Linked DNA regions of Homo sapiens: all the other regions are linked to region 3. A link is an interaction called in ENCODE POLR2A ChIA-PET data of the cell type or tissue named here. Cell type or tissue: PC-9. All regions are shown on one strand. Links, peaks and the distances in the headings refer to the core of each region. The heading gives the core; the rest is flanking DNA.

Region 1 (6,608 bases), core at 1,250-5,249, 930 kb before region 3:
TGCTAGGTATAGGTCCCTCCCACAGGCATTCCCTCAGCATCCGCCTCTCCCAGCATTCCTCCCCAGCCCCCATGTACTCTCAGACCTTTCACATCCTGGTGCTGGGCTGACGTCCCTCAGCTCCCAGGCCCTACTGAGGCGTCCCCCGGCTCCCTGCAGGCTTCGTGAGCAACCTGCGCACCTTCCTGTGGATCCGGGTGCAGCAGTTCACGTCTCGGCGGGTGGAGCTGCTCATCTTCTCCCACCTGCACGAGCTCTCACTGCGCTGGCACCTGGGGCGCCGCACAGGGGAGGTGCTGCGGATCGCGGATCGGGGCACATCCAGTGTCACAGGGCTGCTCAGGTGCCGCCCCAGTGGAAAGGGCATGTGGGAGGGTGGAGCCGGAGAAGCAGGGATAGGGGCCCGTGGGAGGAAGAGAACAGACCCCGCCTGAGAAGCTGCCGCTCCCACCTTGGTGTTTTTTAAAGTATAGGATTATTGTATACATGCTCTCCTAATAACTTAGGTAATGCGGGCAGAGGGCAAATCTCTTTCGAGCTGCACTTACTTTTTCAGAGCTTCCCACTCTGTTTAGTATGTTGGGTTCTGCTCTTTTTTTGAGACAGGGTCACGCTCTGTCACCCAGGCTGGAGTACAGTGGCATAATCTCTGCTCACTGCAACCTCTGCCTCCCGGGTTCAAGCAATTCTCCTGCCTCAGCCTCCTGAGTAGCTGGGATTACAGATGTGCACCAGCATGCCTGGCTAATTATTAGATTTTTTGTAGAAACAGGGTTTCACCATGTTGGCCAGGCTGGCCTGGAACTCCTAGCATCATGTGATCTGCCCACCTAGCATTCCAAAGTGCTGGGATTACAGTTGTGAGCCATTGTGCCCAGCTGGGTTCTGCTTTTTTGCATTTTTACATACATATTATATATGCAGACTCACAGAACTAATATGGCATTGTGGAGGTTTTTCCTAAAACAAATGGTATTGTGACATAGCCATCATTCTCAGAGTTGCTTATTAACAGAACATTATGGAGATATATTTTTCTTCCATGCCTGAAGGTCTCCCTCATTCATTGTAATTGATACAGAGAATTCTGTAGTTTGAGCATGGTTGATTTAGCCACCCACCTCTTGAGGGTAGAATTAATTAAGACTGGTTCCAGTCTGTTGCTTGAAAATAAAACACTACCCTGAAATGCCTAGAGGCAGGGTTGCTGGGTCTAAGCCCCCAGACCTTTCTTATTCACTTGACCTGCCCTCCTAGCTACCTGGTGTTCAATGTCATCCCCACGCTGGCCGACATCATCATTGGCATCATCTACTTCAGCATGTTCTTCAACGCCTGGTTTGGCCTCATTGTGTTCCTGTGCATGAGTCTTTACCTCAGTGAGTGCTGCTGGGAGACACCGTCTCCCTGAACTATCCAGGGACTCCCTTGGCCATGAGCTGTGCCCCCACTCAAGTGACCCACCTATGGGAGGCTGTGGATTGGTGGACTTGAATGGGCTCCTAGTGCTCGTCATGTGATGGGCGGGTCTCTTCTGTCAAATCAAACCTTAACCTAGCTGAGGGGCTGGGGAAGGACATTCTTGTCACGTTAAGTCTGAGCCGTGGACACAGGTCAAGGAAGCCTCGTTTGTGTAACAAGATGCAGCTTGCTTTCATTTACCAAAAGCGTTTTCTACACATGAGACTTTGTGCAGGCTGCAGAGGTGCCTCCCTGTGGAATCTGGGTGTCCGGGCTTGAGCATAGGCTTAGTGTGTACATGGCAGGTAGTGGACATTGACATTTGGTCTCTGCTTTTGGGGATGATGTCCTATTCTGCTCCCCATCCTGTCACTCTCCAGCCCTGACCATTGTGGTCACTGAGTGGAGAACCAAGTTTCGTCGTGCTATGAACACACAGGAGAACGCTACCCGGGCACGAGCAGTGGACTCTCTGCTAAACTTCGAGACGGTAACAGAGGGCCCGGTGGCAGTGGTGTGAGGCGTGGAGATGTGGAGGAGTGTAACCAGGACCACTGGGGCTGACAGAGAGCTGGGGGTGTGATGTTTGTGTGTGATGTTTGAACTCAGGAAGGAGGATTGAGAGTTGGGGGGAATGACCCGAGTGCCATGTGCTGTGCCCATGCCAAATAAATTTGGTTTGAATTCATCAGGTGAAGTATTACAACGCCGAGAGTTACGAAGTGGAACGCTATCGAGAGGCCATCATCAAATATCAGGTGAGGATGCTAGTTTGAGGCCTCCGGAGAATAATGCCCTGGCCTGGTAGAATTTTCAGGGCCAAGAGTGATAGTCGAGTGTTGGGGTAGAAGGGGCCTGGGCCCAGGTTTGGACTCACTGATGGCCATTGTGTATAGGACATTCCTCTTCCTGTGTTATTGCCCTCAGGGTTTGGAGTGGAAGTCGAGCGCTTCACTGGTTTTACTAAATCAGACCCAGAACCTGGTGATTGGGCTCGGGCTCCTCGCCGGCTCCCTGCTTTGCGCATACTTTGTCACTGAGCAGAAGCTACAGGTGAGGCAGGATCTTGGATGAGAGAGTGGGGCACAAGGAAAAGGGGGCCTGAGGCCTGTGTCTGGTCACCAGGCTCTTCGGTAGGAAGTGGGCAGGGTGACACAAGAAGAGCGGCCTGCAGGCCCCCCGTGACATGCTCTGCTTCCTTGATTGCCACAGGTTGGGGACTATGTGCTCTTTGGCACCTACATTATCCAGCTGTACATGCCCCTCAATTGGTTTGGCACCTACTACAGGTAATCTGAGCCCTGGCCCTCACCTGTCCAGGGCACATTATTATTTCCTGGCTACTCAGAGAAGTCCTAACCAGCACCTTTTTGCAGGATGATCCAGACCAACTTCATTGACATGGAGAACATGTTTGACTTGCTGAAAGAGGAGACAGAAGTGAGCGAAGGGAGAGGAGTAGGGTTTGGGGAGGGAGGAGCTGTGTGGTGTTTCTCGTGCTTGGAAAACACAAAGCTGAGAACCTCAGCACACATGGGTGGTGCCCTTCCAGGTGAAGGACCTTCCTGGAGCAGGGCCCCTTCGCTTTCAGAAGGGCCGTATTGAGTTTGAGAACGTGCACTTCAGCTATGCCGATGGGTGAGGCCTTCCTTTTGCTTCCTTTGCTTTTCCGTTCATTTGCACACTGCCTTCCTGCTTCTCAGTGCTCTGAATCCCTGCTTTTGGAAAAGAGCCTGGGCAGGGGAGGGGCAGGGCCTACTAGCAGCTCTGGTGATGGAAGGTGCCTGCTGAGCAACCCCACCTTTCCTTGCAGGCGGGAGACTCTGCAGGACGTGTCTTTCACTGTGATGCCTGGACAGACACTTGCCCTGGTGAGAGGAGACCCAGCCACTTGGCCCAGATGCCTCAAGCTTCCCTCATTCAGTGCCCATGGTAGCTTGTGACCCAGGCTGTGGAGTCAGAGAGCCCAGTCACGATAGGCAACCGGATTGAATGGTGCAGCCTCCATGGACACTGGTGACCTCTTGGAGAGGGAACCTCAAAAGCCAGTGGGCCTCGGCCGGCTGCGGTGGCACATGCCTGTAATCCCAGCACTTTGGGAGGCTTAGGTGGCCAGATCACCTAAGGTTAGGAGTTCAAGACCAGCCTGACCAACATGGTGAAACCCTATCTCTACTAAAAATACAAAAATTAGCCGGGCATGGTGGCGGGTGCCTATAATCCCACTACTAGGGAGGCTGAGGCAAGAGAATCGCTTGAACCTGGGAGGCAGAGGTTCTAGTGAGCTGAGATCGCGCCATTGCACTGCAGCCTGGGTGACGGAGTGAGATTCGGTCTCAAAAAAAAAGCCAGTGGGCCTGAGATTTTTCCCATTTCCAATGCAACAGGTGGGCCCATCTGGGGCAGGGAAGAGCACAATTTTGCGCCTGCTGTTTCGCTTCTACGACATCAGCTCTGGCTGCATCCGAATAGATGGGCAGGACATTTCACAGGTAGGGTTGCTCTGGAGAAGACGGTGGTTTAGGGGTCTACGTGTGGAGGAATGATAAGGGCTGGCTGTCCAGAGAGAGGAGATGTCACCCTTGCAAAAAAACTAGGGCCATTCTAGCATGATATAACCTACAGTCACACAAGTAAAGTAGTCATGTTAAGGATTTGTATGGTGCCATAAAAGCTACAAAGGGCTGGGCGCAGTGGCTCATGCCTATAATCCCAGCACTTTGGGAGGCCGAGGCAGGTGGATCACTTGAGCCCAGGAGTTCAAGACCAGCCTGGGCAACATGGCAAAACACCCTCTCTACAAAAAATACAAAAATTGCTGGGCGCGGTGGCTCACACCTGTAATCCCAGTACTTTGGGAGGCTGAGGTGGGCGGATCACAAGGTCAGGAGATCGAGACCATCCTGGCTAACACAGTGAAACCCCGTCTCTACGAAAAATACAAAAAATTTGCTGGGCGTGGTGGCGGGCGCCTGTAGTCCCAGCTACTCGGGAAGCTGAGGCAGGAGAATGGTGTGAACCCAGGAGGCGGAGCTTGCAGTGAGCCGAGATGGCGCCACTGCACTCCAGCCTGGGCAAGAGTGCAAGACTCTGTCTCAAAAAAAAAAAAAAAAATTAGCTGGCCATGGTGGCACACACATGTAGTCCCACCAGGAGGCTGTAGTGAGCTATGATCATGCCACTGCACTCCAGCCTGGGTGACAGAGCAAGGCCCTGTCTCAAAACAAAAAGCAAAACAAAAAAAAAAAAAAAAAAAAGGTACAACGATATTCTGTAGCCAGGTGTGGTGGCTCACACCTGTAATCCCAACACTTTAGGAGGTCAAGGCAGCAGGATCATTTGAGTCCAGGATTTTGAGACCAGCCTGGGCAACATACCTGGCAACCCCATCTCAACAAAAAATTAAAAATTAGCTTGACGTAGTCTCAAGCACCTGTGGTCTCAGCTACTCAGGAAGCTGAGGTAGGAGGATTGCATGAGCCAGGAGGTCAAGGCTGCAGTAAGCCGAGATTTTGCCACTGCAGTCCAGCCTGGGTGACAGAGTGGACTCTATCCAAAAACAAAACAAAACATCTGCAGCAATCTGGTGAAGCAGGAAGAGAAGATGGGGAAACAGAGAGGAGTGATTTGCCCACACGGCTAGGATATGGGGCAGTGATGGTGGGATTATTACCACAGCCTCTTATCCCACGTGCTTCCGGCCAGCCCACCCTGCCTCCCAGGCCTTGGGGGTATCTCATAAGGCAGAGTGTGTGGTCTTTTGGCCCTAGGTGACCCAGGCCTCTCTCCGGTCTCACATTGGAGTTGTGCCCCAAGACACTGTCCTCTTTAATGACACCATCGCCGACAATATCCGTTACGGCCGTGTCACAGCTGGGAATGATGAGGTGGAGGCTGCTGCTCAGGCTGCAGGCATCCATGATGCCATTATGGCTTTCCCTGAAGGTGAGAGATTCCTTTGCAGAGAGTCCCCTCCCCTCCTGGTGTTGTCCTGCTAATCCCTGACCCCTGTTCCCTCCGTTTCGTAAGAAACGTGTGGTGGGTAATATCCACAGGGTACAGGACACAGGTGGGCGAGCGGGGACTGAAGCTGAGCGGCGGGGAGAAGCAGCGCGTCGCCATTGCCCGCACCATCCTCAAGGCTCCGGGCATCATTCTGCTGGATGAGGTGCGCCCTGGGTCTCCTCCCCTCCTTCCTGCCTTGTGTATGCTCAAGCCGTTCCTCCTGGGCACTGTCCCCACCTAGAACAGATACCATGAATTCAAATCTCACAAAACACACTTTCCAGTTCTCAAGCCCAAACAAGGCTCTTGTGTATTCTTGAGGCCTCAGCCAGCAGCCTGCCTCCTTCCATTGAGGGTTTTGAGTGGCAGGAGCAGTTTTACCTGGACCCTCTCTATAGGCAACGTCAGCGCTGGATACATCTAATGAGAGGGCCATCCAGGCTTCTCTGGCCAAAGTCTGTGCCAACCGCACCACCATCGTAGTGGCACACAGGTACAGGACTACAGGCCTGGGGCGGCTGGTGATGTGGCCCGCTTTGGGTGGGGTAGTAGGCGACTGATCTTTGACTTCTCAGGCTCTCAACTGTGGTCAATGCTGACCAGATCCTCGTCATCAAGGATGGCTGCATCGTGGAGAGGGGACGGTAAGAGACACATAGATCAAAAGGACAGGTCTTCTGAATTGGGGGCTCCAGGAAAGGGGGCATGAAGTCCCAGGGGCTTCTGGAGGGGACCTCCCTTCCCATCCCGTCCTCTCTGTGGGCTGGTGGCAAGGACCCTCGGGGTAAAACTAATGGTTAGGACTCACACTTTTCTCCTCACCCCAGACACGAGGCTCTGTTGTCCCGAGGTGGGGTGTATGCTGACATGTGGCAGCTGCAGCAGGGACAGGAAGAAACCTCTGAAGACACTAAGCCTCAGACCATGGAACGGTGACAAAAGTTTGGCCACTTCCCTCTCAAAGACTAACCCAGAAGGGAATAAGATGTGTCTCCTTTCCCTGGCTTATTTCATCCTGGTCTTGGGGTATGGTGCTAGCTATGGTAAGGGAAAGGGACCTTTCCGAAAAACATCTTTTGGGGAAATAAAAATGTGGACTGTGCGAGGATCACTGTGGCTTTGTGGGATGGGGTACTGCAGCG
Region 2 (6,608 bases), core at 1,530-5,529, 430 kb after region 3:
GGCCTCTGAGTGGAAGTCCCTGGGGATAGGGTCCTGAAATCTAGATTTTTAACAATCTCCAGAGGAGGTTCTTGTGAACATCAGAATTAGAAAACAGCTGCCCTGAAACCGTGTGACTTTAACATCCCCTATTTGTTTCCTTCGTTCTTTTTTAAGTGTGTGAGATGGCTGCATCCTTACTTTCCTGCATCCCAGCCTGAGCTGCATGGCTAGTGCCGCACACACCTCTGCACCCTTTTCTGGGAGGGAGCCCCGGGGAGTGGGTGCACACCCTAGTCAGCTGGGGATTTTCCTCAGAGCTTTCCAAAAGCATGACTCGTGCATCTGGATTATGGCTGCCCTGGAATAAAGGCCCCGTGGTGCAATCAAGCTCAGCATCGAGGGTGGAGTCTGGAACTCTCTGCAGCTGCTGAGAAGAGCAGGGAGACATCCTCAGACAAAGACAGTGGGGCCATGGAGAGATTTTGGGTTTTGCAACCACCAAGAGGAATGGGCAGGACACTGGACCTTTCAGCCCACAAGAGCAGATGTCCAGGCTGGCTGGGCTTGGGGCCTGGAGCTCTCCACTTGGGGCTGCCTGCAGCTTGTGTTTCTGCTTCAGTTTATCCCACTCCATTGTCACCCGTGACAATGCCCACAGCCCCCAAACATGCAGACCCCTCCCTCTAGCCCATGCCCCATTGTTCTGGATGTCCAGCCTCCTCTCATCTGAGATGCATTCCCCTGAACTGATCACTCCCTTTGTGGCTGCTGGGACTTCAAGAGGATGGCTCTGGAGACCCCTCAGATTAAGAGCTGTAAAGCCACCTCCCCAGCCTCCCTTAAGTCCCTCTCTTATCCTCCTCTACCTTATTTCACTCCTGTCCTCTCTGCCCCCGTCTCTCTTTTGCCCTTCCTGCCTTGATGGATTGAAACCAACATTGTGTTCCGGCTTCTTGTGGTCCCGGTAAAAAGCTCTAATGTGGCCGTGGTGGATGGTGAGAAGGGAATGATGAGAGTGTGTGTGCCGGAGTGGGGGCTGGGGGACTTTTGTCTTGTCTCTGGTGGGAGGAGGAGGGGCACGTGCTCCACAGATCCTGCTGCTATGCTGGGGTTTCAGCAGAGTCCTCATCAGGGCTGGACAGGCCTGGGATCAGCCTGGGTATTCTCAAAACCTCCCTTGGATAGGAAGAGGACAACTCAGCAAAGGTGCTGAGTGGCCTGGAGGGTGCAATCTGGGGCCAAGAGACATTTCCATTTGTAGTTAGCGAACAGGAGTTAATTAAACAATTTGCATCTGTTCGATTTTCTTACTATGCCTTAGTGGCTTGGCTATGATTGTTCCTGATGTTGTTGCTGCAAACAGGAGCCCACTTGGGGATAGATTACATGACAGAACAAGTTTAACATTGACATTTTCAAAATCGATGCTGAGTGGGGCTTGGCCACAGGGGCAAGGAAGGGCTGAGATATCAGGTAGTCAATTCTCTCTCCTGCCTGGGGGATGCCTTCATAGTTTTTCTGTTAGTCATGACTGAGATGCTGCAGGGGCCTATGTGCTTTCTGATTTGAATTTGCCCCCATGGCTCTCACTGTGGAACATGTCTAAGTGGGGAAGCCACTGGACACACCAGCCTTTGCTTTGCAGCTCCCCACTTCTCAGACCACATGAGCATGAACGTGGGGGATGAGGAGGCACAAAGGATGGAGGGGATCACTGGCCCAGGAGGGAAATTCTGGCACCTCACAGTGTAGGTGGCAGAGGGGGTGCCCTGGCTCAGGAGGGGGCCTGCAGCTTTCTAGGGACAGTGAGAAGGAAAGCCAGCTCTTCAGATTTCGGCCAACTTGTCCAAGGGGCCCCATCCTCAAGAGAACCACCCCAGAGCTATGAGTGCATCAGAGGCTCCTGTCTTCAGTGCTTTGCCCCCTAGAAACAGGCGGCTGGGGTCTCTTCTTTTTTTTTGAGATGGAGTCTTGCTCTGTCACCCAGGCTGGAGTGCAATGGTGCGATCTCGGCTCACTGCAACCTCTGCCTCCCAGGTTCAAGTGATTCTTCTGCCTCAGCCTCCCGAGTAGCTGGGATTACAGGCATGTGCTACCACGCCTGGCTAATTTTTTGTATTTTTAGTAGAGGTGGGGTTTCACCATTTTGGCCAGGCTGGTCTTCAACTCCTGACCTCAGGTGATCCACCTGCCTCAGCCTCCCAGAGTGCTGGGATTACAGGCATGAGTCACCATGCCAGGCTGAGGTCTCTTCTTTTATGTGTAGCAAGGAGCTCAGTTCTTTGGAGAGAGTGGGCATGAAGGTCAGCCTCCCTCATCCTACAGGGAGAGGACCCCTTTACGATGATAATAGGGGGTTGGAAGAGGCAGCTGTGCCTGGTCCTGCATCTTAGCAGCCTTTAGGGGTCTAGGCACAGGGCCAGGTTGGTGGAGATTCAGAATGTATTTTAGCCAAAACCCCTTTTCAGTTCAGACCAGCCCTGGGCCCTGGGCCCTGGGCTGCTGCAATACTTTGGTCCTGTGTTGTCTGGGGCTGGTGTTGGCTGAGGTCCCAAAGCCTTGGGGAAAACTGGGGGCAGAGGGGTGGATCTGGAGAGGTCAGTAAATGAGGAGGGCATCCAGTCCCTGGGGTGTGTGTGTGTGTGTGTGTGTGTGTGTGTGTGTAGAGGGATGCAAGTGCCTGGTGGAGCATCTTTGTGCCAGTTCTCTGTGTTGTAACATGGCTGGCCTGTGGTCTGTGTGTGTGTATGTTGATTGGGATGTTCCTGTTTTGTGGTTGTCTGATCACTTGTTTTTGGCCATGGGCTTCTGTCAGAGTGTTTATTTTTAGAGGCTGCCACTTCTGGCCTAAGGGCTGATCCTTGGGCATGGTAGGAACATTTGTATTTTCTGAAATATTTGTGGCTTTAAGTATTTATTTGGGGGTATTCCTGCCTGTTATGTGTTTATTCTAATTTGTGTGTATGTGTGTGTGTGTGTGTTTGTGATATGAGGGAGGTGTAGCATAATAAAAATTACATACTGTTTGAAGGAAATTAGCTCTGATTTTAAATCTTGGCTTTATCAGGTAGCATTGTTGGCACATAAATGGTTTCCCCTCTCAGAGGCTCAGTTTCTCCCTTACTGTGATGGGTGTAATACTGTCTGGCTCGGAGGCGATGGCTAGAGAGGATGTGCGTGTAGAGTGCCTGGCGAAGTGTTGGCGTTTGCGCTGTGCTCACTGCACGGTGGTCACTGTTGTTGGTATTTGTGTGTACATGTTCATGCCGGTGCTGTCTGACTGTGGTTCTTGGCATTGTGTGGCACCTAGTGTGTGCTCATGCCTGGGTGTTTCTGATTTGGGTGATCTCTTACTGTCTTTTTGTCTGGCTCGGTGTGTGACTGCTGGTGTCTGGCTGGAGCTGGTGCAGTCTTTGGGAGCTGGCTTTTTTCCTTGCTAACGGAGAGCCTGGATTAGAGTAAGGGGAGGTGCGTGCGTGCGTGTGTGTGTGTGTGTGTGTGTGTGTGTGTGTGTGTGTGTGTCTGTCGGGGCTGGTGGCTGGGCTGCTGACTGTACAGGGTGTGAAATCACTGAGTTCCTCTGGGCGGGGAAGTTCTTCATTCCTGAGTCAGCCCTTTGGCCCCGAGCCACCCAGCGCTCACTTTTTCCTTCCAGAGAAAGTGTTGCTCAGGGGGGTCCTCAGAGCTGTCTGCAGACAAGAGGACCCTCTCCCCCATGAAGACATCTTGTTTTTGTGTTCACGATCCCTAAGACGCTTCCCCTCCTGCCCTAGTCCCTGAACCCCCTGCATCAGCACCCTATATGCCCCCCATCCTCCAGCATAGGAAAAGCGTGTCCCCTCTGGCACAGGGACTGTTGGCTTGGCTGAGCCCCACCTTGGCCTGTTCTTCAGGGGCCCCCGGGCTGGCTCAGAGCAGTGGGATCAGGATGCTCGTCTTTGCAGACCTGCTGTGATCCTGCCCGGCATACCTTCCCAGGACCCGCGTCCCTTTCCTGGAGTCTTGAGTGGTATGGGCTGAGCTTGCTGGTGGAGGGGTAGGGGTCCATCAGGAGTGGGCAGTGCTGGGGAGGAGCTGGGAGGAGCCTCTGGAAATGTGGCAGTGGGCAGCATGAATGACATTGTATCTCTGAATGGTTCTATCACATCCTTTGCATTGAGCTGGAGACAAATCTAGCTGAGGGCAAGCTTGTCTTAGAGAGTCCCAGCTCTGCCTTCAGCCTCCCTGCCACCACCACCTTGGGCATGGTGGGGCCCTTTGCTGCACCCTACTGCCCTCCTGGGTTCTCCCCCTGCTTCCGTGGGCAAAGGCTATCCTCGGGGCGACTGGCCGTCCATGCTGATACCTCTATGGGCATTCAAGGCAATGGCTACTCTCCTGGCATTCTGCCTCTAATCCAGAGTGGGAACTCCAGACATCGAAGCAGGGGTGAGACTTTTTGAGATGGGGTGGCGGAGGGGACTGAGGATGCTTTGGAAATGGTCATTCAGGAATTAATGATACTCATAATGGTGATGGTTAGGGCTCCCAGCTGTTGAACTCCCATCACGTGCCAGGAACTGGTCTCAGCATGTCATGTGTCAACTCATTTAAACTCAAAGCACAGTGTATTTAATGAATATTGGCAATTTCAGATGGTTCAACCAGATTCTATTATTATCCCCATTTTATGGACCAGGAGGCTGGCTCAGAGAGTTATTCATGCCTCTGGTCAGGAAGCTGGTGAAATGCCAGAGCTAGGCTTGGGACTGGAGCGATTTGCCCCCAGCACTTCCTGCTCAGTGTTGGGCTCCACTGCCCGGCCCTGAAGCTGAGTGTTGGTGAGGCTCTGCCCCAAAGCCTGGGGTAGAGGTCTTTCTGTCAGCTCCCCTTTTCCCCACCTCAGGGTGGTGAGAGGAGGTTTTAGGATGCAGGGCATGGGAGCTCTTAGCTTCTTTCTCTGGCAGAGTGGATGATACCCCTGCCTCCCGCTAATGTCTGTTGTCTGTTGTCTCCCCTCCGGCTCTGTCCCTTGCAGAGGTGGTGGGACACACGCAGGGGCCACTAGATGGGAGCCTGTATGCTAAGGTGAAGAAGAAAGACTCCCTGCACGGCAGCACCGGGGCTGTTAATGCCACACGTCCTACACTGTCGGCCACCCCCAACCACGTGGAACACACGCTTTCTGTGAGCAGCGACTCGGGCAACTCCACAGCCTCCACCAAGACCGACAAGACCGACGAGCCTGTCCCCGGGGCCTCCAGTGCCACTGCTGCCTTGAGTCCCCAGGAGAAGCGGGAGCTGGACCGCCTGCTGAGTGGCTTTGGCTTAGAGCGAGAGAAGCAAGGCGCCATGTACCACACCCAGCACCTCAGGTCCCGCCCAGCAGGGGGCTCGGCTGTGCCCTCCTCTGGACGCCACGTTGTCCCAGCCCAGGTTCATGTCAATGGTGGGGCGTTAGCATCTGAGCGGGAGACAGACATCCTGGACGATGAATTGCCAAACCAGGATGGTCACAGTGCGGGCAGCATGGGCACACTCTCTTCTCTGGACGGGGTCACCAACACCAGTGAGGGGGGCTACCCAGAGGCCCTGTCCCCACTGACCAACGGTCTGGACAAGTCCTACCCCATGGAGCCTATGGTCAATGGAGGAGGCTACCCCTACGAGTCTGCCAGCCGGGCGGGGCCTGCCCATGCTGGCCACACGGCCCCCATGCGGCCCTCCTACTCTGCACAGGAGGGTTTAGCTGGCTACCAGAGGGAGGGGCCCCACCCAGCCTGGCCACAGCCAGTGACCACCTCCCACTATGCCCATGACCCCAGCGGTATGTTCCGCTCTCAATCCTTTTCGGAAGCTGAACCCCAGCTGCCCCCAGCTCCGGTCCGAGGGGGAAGCAGCCGGGAGGCTGTGCAAAGGGGACTGAATTCGTGGCAGCAGCAGCAGCAGCAGCAGCAGCAGCCTCGCCCACCTCCACGCCAGCAGGAAAGAGCCCACTTGGAGAGTCTTGTAGCCAGCAGGCCCAGCCCTCAGCCATTGGCAGAGACCCCCATCCCCAGTCTCCCTGAGTTCCCGCGAGCAGCCTCCCAGCAGGAGATTGAACAGTCCATCGAAACACTCAATATGCTGATGCTGGACCTGGAGCCAGCCTCCGCTGCTGCCCCACTACACAAGTCCCAGAGTGTCCCCGGGGCCTGGCCAGGGGCTTCTCCACTCTCCTCCCAGCCCCTCTCTGGATCCTCCCGTCAGTCCCATCCACTGACCCAGTCCAGATCTGGCTATATCCCCAGTGGGCATTCGTTGGGAACCCCTGAGCCAGCCCCACGGGCCTCTCTGGAGTCTGTCCCTCCTGGCAGGTCTTACTCACCTTATGACTATCAGCCATGTTTGGCTGGGCCTAACCAGGATTTCCATTCAAAGAGCCCAGCCTCTTCCTCCTTGCCTGCCTTCCTTCCGACCACCCACAGCCCTCCAGGGCCTCAGCAACCCCCAGCCTCTCTCCCTGGCCTCACTGCTCAGCCTCTGCTCTCACCAAAGGAAGCGACTTCAGACCCCTCCCGGACTCCAGAGGAGGAGCCATTGAATTTAGAAGGGCTGGTGGCCCACAGGGTAGCAGGTAAGAGGTATTCAGTCCTGACTCCTTCTAC
Region 3 (5,390 bases), core at 969-4,968:
AGTCTCGTGATCTCTCTCCCCTTCTCCCTCCTTCCCTTACCCTCCATTCTTCTCTAGCCTCCACCCTTAGACATAGCTACGAAAGTAAACACTGACCCTTTCCCCCTTTGCTGCTACCTAGGCAGATGCCAGCCCCAAACCTCATCCCTAGTGGAGGCCTTGCTGATGTGGAAGTGGCCAGGGCCCTCATGGAGGCTGGGCAGAAGCCCAAGAGCAGGCTCTAAAGCTGCCAAACCCGGCAGCCCTGGTCCCCGGAGGCTCTTGCCAGTCTGACAGTGTTCTTGGCACTGCTCAGAGGTGAGTGTGGCTGAGTTTAGCAACTCCCCTGGCTAGCGTTAATGCTGGGGTTTCCTCTCCTGTGCCCAGGTCTCTCTATGTAGACAGCTAGGATCTCGTCCTGTCCCCAGGACCAGCTCGGTAACCAAGGACAGGTTCCTGTGCTGTGGCTGTCTAGTTGGTAAAGTGAGGGGTTGGCTGTCCTTGGGTGAGTTTCTTTCCAGCTCTGACCTTTATGTATCTCCAAGCCTGGGCCACCCTCTTCTCCTGGGGCCGTTGGCCAGGCTGTGAGCCCTGTGGTGGTGTGGAGGGCCTGAGTAGTTTGGCTTCCACTTGTGTCAGCCTCCTGTTGAGGCTAAAACCCATGAGAGGGTTTTAGATGGAAGCTATGGCAGAAGTGATGAGAAGGTTGGATAGACAGGGTGTTTTCAGGTTAGGGATTAAGAGCAGGGGCTTGGGAGTCAGTCTTGGGGCTCATTTTGACTTCATCACACTCTAGCTAGGTTATCTTGGCCAAGTGATTTAATTCTTCTGTGCCTCAATCTCTTCATTTGTAAATGGGAATAATAATAACAGTATTAACTTGCTGGACTGTTGTAAGGATTTAATGAAAATAACCAACCTTTATCCCCATTGATCAGGGGTCGGGTTTCATTCTAAGCACTTTATGTGTATTTTCTTTTTTATTTTCTTCGAGACAAAGTCTCACTCTGTCACCCAGGCTGGAGTGCAGTGGCACGATTGTGGCTCACTGGAATCTCCGCCTCCCAGGTTGAATCGATTCTCCTGCCTCAGCCTCCCGAGTAACTGGGATTCTAGGCGCCTGCTGCCATGCCCAGCTAATTTTTATATTTTTAGTAGAGACGGGGTTTCACCATTTGGCCAGGCTGGTCTCGAACTCCTGATCTCAGGTGATCCACCTGCCTCGGCCTCTCAAAGTGTTGAGATTACAGGCGTGAGCCACTGTGCCCAGCCTTCTATGTGTATTTTCTCACTTAATTTTTATAGCAACCCCGTGGAGGGTACTATTACTAGTGTGAGACCCATTTTCCAGGTGAAGAAACTGAGGCATAGTGAGTTGAAATGGTCATGGTAGTTTCTGGTGTGGATGGGCTGGTGGCTGAGGTACCCGAAGGACTGGCCTGGAAACTGCTGTGTGCAGTGCAGGCAGGCCTACTAGCACATGCTTCTGAAACCAAAAGCCTGAAAGGGAGGGGCAAGAGAGGCAGGAGTGAAGCTCTGAGTCAGCACCCGCTGAGCTGCACCAGAACCTTGGAGTCCCCGTGGCCCATCCGAGGCTGACCCTTCTCTCTGAGGCACCTTTCACCCGGTGGCTGCCACAGTCCCTTGGTCTGGAAAGTTAGCTGTTTGCCCTGCTTGGCTCAGAGGAGGGAGCAGGGGCAGCTCTCTGGCCGAGCAAAGGTCAGGCCCTGCAGAGCCGAGTTCCCAGAATCATAGTCTGTTGTTAGAGGGGGCAGTGGGCTTAGAGGTCGTGTCGCCCCCACCTTATTTCACAGAGGTGCACCCTGAGGAGGTGCTGGGACACGTCATGGTGACATCACGGTTGGGGTTTCTGCCCACAGAGCCTTTCCGGCCAGTGCTTTTTTTTTTTTTTCTTTTGAGATGGAGTCTCACTCTGTTGCCCAGGCTGGAGTACGGTGGCGCGATCTCAGCTCACCACAACCTCTGCCTCCCAGGTTCAAGTGATTCTCCTGCCTCGGCCTCCTGAGTAACTGGGACTACAGGTACATGCCACCATGCCTGGCTAATTTTTGCATTTTTAGTAGAGCAGGTTTTCACTATGTTGGCCAGGCTGGTCTCGAACTCCTGACCTCATGATCTGCCCACTTCAGTCTTCTAAAGTGCTGGGATTACAGGCGTGAGTTACCGCACCCTGCCAGCTTTGTATTTCTGACCTGACATTCTTGCCCTGGTTCTATCCCAGCCCCTCTAGGGAGATGAAGAACAGCTTTCCTCAAAATAACCCACTTAGAGACCTGGACTTTTATTCAATTCCCCCTCCTCAACCCTCCCTGCCACCTTCCCCTCTCTGAATTATCCCAGTTGTCATAAAAGAGAAGAGATAAGACAGTCCTTTATTTGATCCCCGAACTATGCAATGTGCCCTAAAAAGAGACGCTGGTCTCTCTTGCTTCCAGCAGAGCCTCTGAGAGCCTCTGGTGTCTGCTGACCTGCATCTGGGGGTGTCCTCCTTGGGGATCCTAAAGCCCCCTGTAGATGCTCTAGAAGAGGTGGTGGCCCTGTCGAGCCCAGACTGCCAGGGCTTGTCCTTACTGGGGATGCAGGGGCCCTCTAGGGGCTTCCTTAGCTCCTCCTAAGCCTGCATCTCTGCTACCTCAGAGGGGACCACCAGGCCCAGAGGACAGTAACTGGCAGAGGAGGCATAAGAGCACCGCATAACATGAAGGACCTGGACCCAGGATCTGGAAGGCCTCCGTCCTGGTTATGCCACTGACCTGCGAGTTCTGGGGTTCTGGGGAATCACTTCCCTGTTCAGGGCCTGCATTCTCTCATCTGAAGTGAGCATTTGGGGCTTATGGCCCTGAGGTCCCTTCCAACTCCAGTTTGGGGTTCCCTCCCCCTGGTTTCTTGGCCCTCCCCTGGCTATGGGGCTCTTCCTGCTGCAGGGAAGGCATTCCCTTGACCTTGTGGCCTGACTCCTCAGCTCTTTGTCCTCCCTGCTAGCACTGCACCTGGAAGACAGGTAGAACTCACAGAGAGCCTGGGATTCAGAACATCTGTCTCCCCCTCCAGGGTGGGGGTAAGGGGGAGGGCGAGGGGCCGTGCACTCACTCTCTCTTCCCTAGCAAGGCCAGAGAGCAGCTGTGGTCGCAGGCTGCCGCATGCCTTTCTGACACGCCACCGCTGTTATTTGAAGGAACCAGAAAGTCCTGTCTCAAGCTGGCCCTTTGGCACAGCCTCCCTGCCCCCAGCCCCTGTACCACCCACTCCTGCTTCTCAGGCTTCCTGACTCAGCCTGCCACTGGCCCCCGGGTCCCTGGATCCCTTCCTCCTCGGGGCCTGGCAGCTCTGGCACTGGGGCTAGCTTGTTTTCCTCCACTTCTTCCCCCGGCTCTCCACTTTGAGCCTTGGCTCCAACCCAGCTCTGGCTTCCAGGCCTGGCATCCCCGTCAGCTGTGGCAGGGGCAGAGCTGACCCTTTCAGAGGGTCCCAGCTGGCCCTGTGAGTCGCCAGGAGGCTGTGCCTGGCCCATCTGGCTTCTTCGCTGGTTCTGCCATCAAGCCACCAAAACTGGAAGGTTTTCTTAAACCACAACAGGGAGTTCCCAGGCTCCCTGGTTCCCTCTCTCCTCAGCGAATCCTTCCTCCTGCTTTCCTATGGCTGGGGAGCTGCACAGTGAGAGGCCTGTGGACAAGAAGCAGGCGCAAAGGCAGGAGGGACAGGAGCCCAGTTGGTGGGGAGGTGGCCTGTGGACAGCAAATCACACGCTGCCCTCTAAGGAGAAAATAGGTGGTGTTCCTCTCCACGGAGGCAGCCTGGACAAGGCTGGAAGTGGGCCCATGAGGCTGAGTGAGCTGGGCCTGGGCATTCACGATTGCTTTTCTCCTCTCCCATTTCAGGTCCCAGCAGCTGGGGTTCCCCCTCAGCCCGTGAGCAGCCATGTCCAACCCCAGCGCCCCACCACCATATGAAGACCGCAACCCCCTGTACCCAGGCCCTCCGCCCCCTGGGGGCTATGGGCAGCCATCTGTCCTGCCAGGAGGGTATCCTGCCTACCCTGGCTACCCGCAGCCTGGCTACGGTCACCCTGCTGGCTACCCACAGCCCATGCCCCCCACCCACCCGATGCCCATGAACTACGGTGAGTCCTGGAAGGGCAGATGGAAGGTGGGTGGGAGGGACAGCACTTGGAGCAGATGAGGCCACCGCCTCCTGCCCCTTTTCTCTTCTAGTTTCCCTTAAATCCCTTTCTCATCTTCTCTGTTGAGATCTCTCCCTCTGTTTCTGTCTTTGTTACCCTCCACTTTTTGCCTCAGCAACTGGCCCCCAGCCACTTGCTGCCCCCTTTGTTCAAGGAGATCCATGAGGCATGTCCCAGAACGTACACACCACAGGAGAATGGGGCTGGGCCAAGTAATGACTCCTGAGGGGTTACCTCAGGGCACCAGCTCTGTTTCCCAACAAGCGGCCAACAAGCTGCTGCCACCTCCCAGACCTGTCGACTTCCTTAGGAACTCCTTTGGGAACCTGAACCACTTTCCTCATCCTTTAAAGTGAAATCTGACTTTTGCAAAAGACATTTGGAGCCAAGTTTGGTAAACATCATGGCAGGGACATGCTTGTGTTTGGTCAGAAATGAGGTGAGGCCGGCCGCGGTGGCTCACGCCTGTAATCCCAGCACTCTGGGAGGCTGAGGCGAGCAGATCACCTGAGGTCAGGAATTCGAGACCAGCCTGGCCAACATGGCAAAACCCCATCTCCACTAAAAATACAAAAACTTAGCCGGGTGTGGTGGCGTGCACCTGTAATCCCAGCTACTCAGGAGGCTGAGGCAGGAGAATCGCTTGCAATCCCAGGAGGTGGAGGTTGCAGTGAGCCAGGATCGCACTACTGCACTTCAGCCTGAGCAACAGAGCAAGACTCTGTCTCAAAAAAAAAACCAAAAAAAAAACAAAAAACAAAACAAAACAAAAAAAGAGGCCGGGTACGGTGGCTCATGCCTGTAATCTCAACACTTTGGGAGGCTGAGATGGGCGGATCACGAGTTTGAGACCAGCCTGGCCAACATGGTGAAACCCTGTCTCTACCAAAAATACAAAAAATGAGCCGGGCGTGGTGGCATGCGTCTGTAATCCCAGCTACTCAGGAGGCTAAGGCAGGAGAATTGCTTGAACCCGGGAGGTGGAGGTTGCGGTGAGCCGAGATCACGCCTTTGCACTCCAGCTTGGGCAACAAGACCGAAACTCCATCTCAAAAAAAAAAAAAAAAAAAAAAAGGAAATGAGGTGAAGTTAGAGTGCAGTGAGTCTTCCTGGGTGGCTCAAGCGTGGATTTTAAAAGTAGTTCCCAAAGAGGCATTCAGGCATTCAGGCATTCAGGGAATGTTTGCAGCCCTGCAGCATCTCTGAACCC

What was found. ChIA-PET counts read pairs that join two places held together with the same protein. Peaks named below come from ENCODE experiments on the same cell type or tissue, not always from the same donor. Only the 100,000 strongest peaks of a DNase experiment are listed, where the experiment ranks them.
Region 1: POLR2A ChIA-PET joins it to region 3 with 5 read pairs; 2 of 35 experiments call an interaction of 5 or more read pairs at or near these places.
Region 2: POLR2A ChIA-PET joins it to region 3 with 8 read pairs; 1 of 35 experiments calls an interaction of 5 or more read pairs at or near these places.

Annotation. Positions count from the first base shown.
Region 1 is chr2:219,209,732-219,216,339 of GRCh38, reverse strand. ABCB6 (ATP binding cassette subfamily B member 6 (LAN blood group)) reads left to right here. Exons shown (of 19, transcript NM_005689.4): 5 at 160-343; 6 at 1,258-1,379; 7 at 1,842-1,951; 8 at 2,154-2,219; 9 at 2,389-2,514; 10 at 2,674-2,750; 11 at 2,838-2,901; 12 at 3,014-3,099; 13 at 3,275-3,332; 14 at 3,849-3,953; 15 at 5,232-5,406; 16 at 5,517-5,629; 17 at 5,865-5,959; 18 at 6,042-6,110; 1 more. The coding sequence ends at 6,402. Among named protein-coding and RNA genes, the nearest start is that of ABCB6, 5.9 kb to the left of the region's middle. In PC-9, for the core only: CTCF peaks have their summits at 4,390 and 4,591; no DNase peak of the experiment used is centred there.
Region 2 is chr2:217,847,479-217,854,086 of GRCh38, reverse strand. It overlaps TNS1 (tensin 1), which reads left to right. Exons shown (of 33, transcript NM_001387777.1): 19 at 5,000-6,577. Among named protein-coding and RNA genes, the nearest start is that of SNORA115, 17 kb to the right of the region's middle. In PC-9, for the core only: no CTCF peak of the experiment used is centred there; a DNase peak (open chromatin) is centred at 3,566.
Region 3 is chr2:218,280,670-218,286,059 of GRCh38, reverse strand. All of the region lies in intron 2 of PNKD (PNKD metallo-beta-lactamase domain containing), which reads right to left. TMBIM1 (transmembrane BAX inhibitor motif containing 1) reads left to right here. Exons shown (of 12, transcript NM_022152.6): 2 at 3,879-4,120. The coding sequence starts at 3,919. Among named protein-coding and RNA genes, the nearest start is that of MIR6513, 3.2 kb to the right of the region's middle. RefSeq lists an enhancer at 1-190. In PC-9, for the core only: no CTCF peak of the experiment used is centred there; DNase peaks (open chromatin) are centred at 1,519, 3,179 and 4,409; H3K4me3 peaks cover 2,726 bases; H3K27ac peaks cover 4,000 bases.